2 separate regions of the Homo sapiens genome follow, and region 1 is linked to region 2. A link is a loop called in an ENCODE intact Hi-C map of the cell type or tissue named here. Cell type or tissue: PC-3. All regions are shown on one strand. Links, peaks and the distances in the headings refer to the core of each region. The heading gives the core; the rest is flanking DNA.

Region 1 (2,910 bases), core at 126-2,625, 140 kb after region 2:
AGGAGTGGCAGGATCTGGCCCTGCTCACTTCCCCCATCTCAGCTCCTTCCTCTCACCCTTGCCCTCTGTGCTCCAACCTTGCTGACCTCTTAGCTCTCTAAACAAGAAAACTTGTGCTGACCTCAGGGCCTTTGCACATGCTGTTCCTGCTGCTGGAAACACTGTTCCCAGGCTCTCGGTACCGACAGGATCCCTTCAGGACTTGGTGTAAATGCTACTTCCTCAGCAAGGCCTTCCACACTGCTTCACCTCAGTTTAGTCTGTCTCCTCTCTTTTCTCCTCCTGGCACCTAGGACAATCTCTCATTGGTCTGAGAACTCCACAACTCCATCTGTCCGTCTCTCTTTTCACCACTAGAGCCTGGCCTGGTGCCTGGCACACAGTATAGATTATGGAATAAACAAATAAGCCTGTGACATGGGCTGGCACCACTGGCATACACACACACACTCTCATATACACCCTCACACAGTTGGCACAGCACAGAACAGAGTAACATCAAATCCTGACTGCCTGGGTTCAAATCTCACCTTTCCCCTAAACAGCATTTGGTAAGTTACCTGCAAATTTTAAAGCTGTGATATTGTTTGGTTTGTCAAGTTCTTAGTATGGTGAGGTTCTCTCACAACCATGTGCTGTTTTGATGTACACATACTATGATGACAGGGCCTGGCCTATAACAGCTACTGCATAAATGTACTCAGCCTTCAAATGCTTGCTGAGTGTACAGGGGTCCAGGCACTGCCATCACAGGGGAAGCCCTCATCTTAGCTGTCGAAGTGTTTATGGCCTTCTGTGTGACAATTTAAACAGCTGTGCAAGAGATGAATGCCCAATCGAGGCAGTAATGGCTGAGCTGTCACAGGCTGCCCGGGACTGACTGTCACACGAGTGCATTACAGACAAATGCAGGGGAAATGTGGTGGGAGGAGGGGGGACCTTGAGGGGTCAGCAGGGACTTCGTCAGGGAAAAGAGATCTGAGCTGGCAGGTGGACTCACACCCATCTATTCATTCTTCGTTCTTCCCCCTAAACTCGCCAAACTTGTTCCTACACTGGAGCCTCTGCACACACTGTTCCCCCTGCTGGGATGCTTATCCCCAGGTCCATCCAGGAGCTAAGCTCCTCTTCTGCACAGCTCAGCCAGCACCTCTAGAGGGCTCTGCCTAGACACACCACTTCCTAGCTGTGTGAACTTGGGCAAGTGACCCAACCTGTCTGTGCTTGCTTCGGTTTCTTCATATGTCAAGTAAGAATAAAAATAGCACTTATTTCATGGGGCTGCTTTGAAGTTTGAGTTAATATGCATAAAATATACAGAAGAGTGCCTGGCATATGGTATACAGGAAATATGAGGGGACTTCAAGATGTTCATGGAAAAATGGAATTAAAAGATAAAAATAGAAAGTATAAACTTTATTTCTCAACATGAGCTCTATCAAGGTCAAAACACTTTTGTAAGTGATGATTCCAGCCATTTAGTCCATCTTTAAAGAATAAAGAACAGAGGGTCCCAGGAATTCAACTATATCCATGCAGTCTTGTTTACATTATTACCCGAAGAAAGATGGGTGCCCTTTAGAGTTGTTTTTAAGATTAAGAAACATAAATAAGTCAGAAGGAGCCAAATCAGGACTGTAAGGTGGATGCCTATGATTTCCCCTCAAACGCTCACAAAATTGACCTTGTTCGATGACAGGAATGAGCAGTGGCATTGTCGTGGTGGACTCTGGTGAAGCTTCCCCAGGTGTTTTTCTGCTAAAGCTTTGGCTAACTTTCTCAAAACACTCATCATAAGCAGATGTGATTGTTTTTTGGCCCTCTAGAAAGTCAACAAACAAAATGCTTTGAGCATCCCCAAAACTGTTGCCATGAGCTTTGCTCTTGACTGGTCAGTTTTTGCTTTAACTGGACCCCTTCTACCTCTTGGTAGCCATTGCTTTGATTGTGTTTTGTCTTCAGGGTTGTACTGAAGCTGTGTTTCATCACCTGTTATAGTTCTTCAAAGTCATGCTCAGGATCTTGATCCCACTTGCTAAAAATTTCCATGGAAAGCTCTGCCCTTGTCTGCAGTTGATCTGGAAGCAACAGTTTTGGCACCCTTAACTATAAGAAAGATTTCCTTAACTATAATTTTTCATTCAGAATAGAATAAGCTGAACTAAGAAAGAAGACCATGGTGTTGGCTATTGTTCTGCTGTTACCCATTGGTCCTCTTCAACTGGGGCATGGACAAAATGAATATTTTCCTTGCAGACTGATGTGGATTGTGTGCCACAGAGGGCTTCATCCTCAACATCATCTTGTTCCTTCTTAAAAGGAGGTATCCATTTGTAAACTGCTGATTTCTTTGGGGCACTGTCCCCTTAAACTTTTCATAAAGTATTGATGATTTTACCATAAATTTGATGTTTGCTTTTGTTTCAATTTTAGCAGAATTATTATTACTCTGATAGGAGCTCTTTTCAAACTGATGTCTTATTCTTCTTAGGACCTCAAAGTAGATCCTGTTTGGACATGTTACAAGTTAGTACAAGTTTATTTTGATGCAAAAAATTTGGAAATCCATGCAGAGTTTTTAAAAATAATACTCATTTTCCATGAACTTTTTGAAGTCCCGTGCGTGTGTGTGTCTGTGTGTGTGCCCACGTGTGCACACATGTGTGCATCTGTCTCTCTTAGTTTGAGCTACTATAACAAGATGCTATAGACTAGGTGGCTTAAAAACTGAAATTTATTTCTCACAGGTTGGGAAGTCCAGATCAGGGTGCCACATAGCGGGGATCTGGTCTTCTTGCTGCAGCCTCACATGGTGGGGAGAGAGAGAGGAAGCTAGCTTTCTCATCTCTTTTTATAAGGACACAAATTCCATCATGAGGGCTCCACCTGCATGACCTCACCACCTCCCAA
Region 2 (2,910 bases), core at 310-2,809:
GCTGCCTGACCAGCCAGGAGGAAGATTAATTTGGATTTGGCTGGCCTGGCCTCCTCCTCACCGCCCACACTCCTCTGCCCTGATGACCCATTCTGTGCTCGGTTTCTACGGCCTTCTCCCAGAGAGGTTTGTAAAGACTTCTCGTCACTCCGGTCTTGACTCAGTGGACACTCTCTCAGGGAGGGCTCCTGCCCACCTCTGTCCTGCACTCCCTACGCCATCGCTCACTCAGGTGCATGCCTTGACCCCGTCACCACTCTCCGAGGGCAGCAGCATCGGTCTCTCTGCCAGGCTGCTGGTTGCTGTCCTCCTTCCTCATTGGCATACAGACTCCAGGAGGCCAGGGGAGTCTGTTTTATTCACTGAAGCAGGCTCAAGCCATAGACCGTGCCTGGCACATAGCAGATGCTCAAAAAATATTTGCCGAATGAATGAGGGAGTTTGTTTACAGGACAGATGCTGGAATGAGACCCAGGACAGTGTTGCTGGGCCTTTGACTTGGGCTTGGGCCTACTGAAACCCATGCATCTTTTCTCCCATCTCTTCCCCTGGCCTCCTGGCCTCCCTGCCCTCCCTGAGCACAGCCCTCCTTTGTGACTACTGCAGGAGCAGGGGCTGGGGTGTGAAAGGACCCAGAAGCCCAGGTGGGACGGGCCCACAATGCTCCCAGGAAGCCCGACTTGGCTGTGCCTCAGCCTTGCCCCCGCTGACCTGTCTGTTCACCCCAGCTGTTCCTATGACCAGGCCCTTGTCAGCCCTCCCTCTGTATTCAGGGAAACTGAGAGGTGCCTGAAGCTCCAACATAAAAAACAAAGACACAGGCAGGCAGAGGACACGTGTGGCACATTTGGGGAGTCTTCAGGGGTTTTCCTAGGAAAGCCACATCCTCTGTGGAAGCCTAGACTGTTCAGGCTTCCTCCCAGGTCTCCTCTTTGGTCTGGGAGGGCAGCTTGGGTGGGGTCGGGGTGGGCAGGACCTGGAGGCGCTGGAGCAGGGCAGTCATGGGGGAGGTGGTCAGTGTCCCCAGGCCCCCCAGGCAGTTCTAAGGGCCTGTGCATGGTCGAGGCCAGGAGGAAGCTAAGCACAGCTCTTTCTGGGGTCAAGCTACCCTGCACTGCGCGGGGTCAATTGCCCTGCACTGTGCAGGGTCAGAACTGACTGCATCAAAAGGGGCTAGTGAGATGCCTGTGCCTAGGGCTAAGCAAGCCAGCAGGGACATACCAGGCAGGAGAAGAAGACCTTGTGAGCTTCTGCCAGCTCTGAGGACACCGTATCACGGGGGTGTTTCCATAAAGTGCTCAGGGAAGTAAGTTCTGGGGTTAGTACAGCTCAAAGGCGCTAGGTGTAATGCTCAGAAGTTCCAGCAGAGGGCAGCGCGCGGCTGCTGCAAAGTCCTGCAAAGAGATACCTGCAAAACACGCCCCGGCTGACCACGGACGTCCCAGAACGCTGTTGACCTGGCTCCTTCCCAGGCCTGCCCAGGCCTCATTCCCTGGCCACATGTCCTCTCCCCATCTGGGTTAGGCTAAAATAATCCCAGGAACTGAGATGCTGCCAAGAAGACACAACACAGAGACAGGACCCTAAGGACCAGGAGCAGCGCGTGCCTGGGTGCTGGGGGCCTCTCTGAGACGGCGACATTTAAGCCAAGAGCTAAATAATGGGAGAAGTCAATTTTAGCCCCTAACCCGAATTATTTCTGTTCCCTCACCAGAACAATCTCAATGGTGTCTCCTCTATCAACCCCTCTGATGGTGGCCTCTTCGCGTAAAACAGTCCACCAACATTCAGGCCCTGCGCTCTCTGGCCCCACCCACCTTGCAGGGTTCCTGTCCCAGTGCCAGCCCCTCCTCACTCTGCTCCAGGCACGCTGGCCAACTTTCCATCTCCAAGGCCGAACTTCTTCGAGTCCCGGGGCCTTTGCCCTTGCTGTTCCCTCTGCCGCGAGCACTCTTCCCCCTCCCGTAGCCGGCTCCTCCCATTATTTAGCTCTTGGCTCAGAGAGGCCCCCAGCACCCAGGCACAAGCTGCTCCTAGTCCTCAGGGTCCTATCTCTGTGTTGTGTCTTCTTGGCAACATCTCAGTACTTGGGATTATTTTAGCCTAACCCAGGTAACAAGTGACTAAATCACATCTCGGTGGCTCCACACAGGTCCTGCCCCTGCCCAGGGCACAGTCTGTGGTTTCACCAACTCCAGCTGGGGAGGCGAGAGGATACAGAGAGGCATTAAGAGCAAATAAACAAACTCACTTATAAAGGAGACATCGTCCCTCAGCCAGAGCCTCAGCCCCATACCTGACAAGACTAATCGGGCTCAAGGACGGAAGGAGACCTGGGGCCTCCATCCCAGCCCTGCCTGCTGCAGGGATGCATGCTCCTCCAGCATCCCAGGCGGTGCCATCTGAGCCCCAGCACCTTCAGTGATGCAGAGTTTATGTCCTCACCGGGCCCCAGGGGAGACCATTAGGAAGCTTCCTCCACAGGAGGAGCTGGGCTCCACCTCCTGCCATGCGCAGACGAGGGGCTTCATCCAAGTAACTGGTCCCTGTGGCTCAGGGCAGGAACTGGGGAGGCAGGGCTGCCTCCTCCCCAAGCTCAGGGGATGCCACGAGGGAGGAGGTTATTCAGTGTGATTCCTACGTGTGTCCCCTTCATCCAGCACATGGGGTGTGTGGCAAACCCTGGACAAGGGGACACAAGACGCATGCAGCTACAGCCTGGCGGCAGGATCAGGCCCGAGCACTGATGACGACTGAGGCATACACAGTTGGATCCACTGTCTGGCATCCAGCCCCTCTTATCCCTGAACCTCCTCCCCACTGTTGGTCCACGTGACTCCGCTAGGTCTCCCCCTGTCCGTTCTCAGCACCCTCTAGGTCCAGGGATGTGCACGTGATCCAGCCTGGCCA

What was found. Peaks named below come from ENCODE experiments on the same cell type or tissue, not always from the same donor. Only the 100,000 strongest peaks of a DNase experiment are listed, where the experiment ranks them.
Region 1: it touches region 2 in a loop (5-fold over the local background); 5 of 110 quality-filtered maps call a loop at or near these places.

What each region holds. Positions count from the first base shown.
Region 1 is chr3:13,228,646-13,231,555 of GRCh38, forward strand. It overlaps a transcript of IQSEC1 not described here. Among named protein-coding and RNA genes, the nearest start is that of IQSEC1, 160 kb to the left of the region's middle. In PC-3, for the core only: CTCF peaks have their summits at 1,161 (motif pointing right) and 1,361; a DNase peak (open chromatin) is centred at 1,106; H3K27ac peaks cover 483 bases.
Region 2 is chr3:13,090,969-13,093,878 of GRCh38, forward strand. It overlaps a transcript of IQSEC1 not described here. Among named protein-coding and RNA genes, the nearest start is that of IQSEC1, 19 kb to the left of the region's middle. In PC-3, for the core only: a CTCF peak has its summit at 1,363 (motif pointing right); DNase peaks (open chromatin) are centred at 1,383 and 2,163; H3K4me3 peaks cover 620 bases; H3K27ac peaks cover 1,358 bases.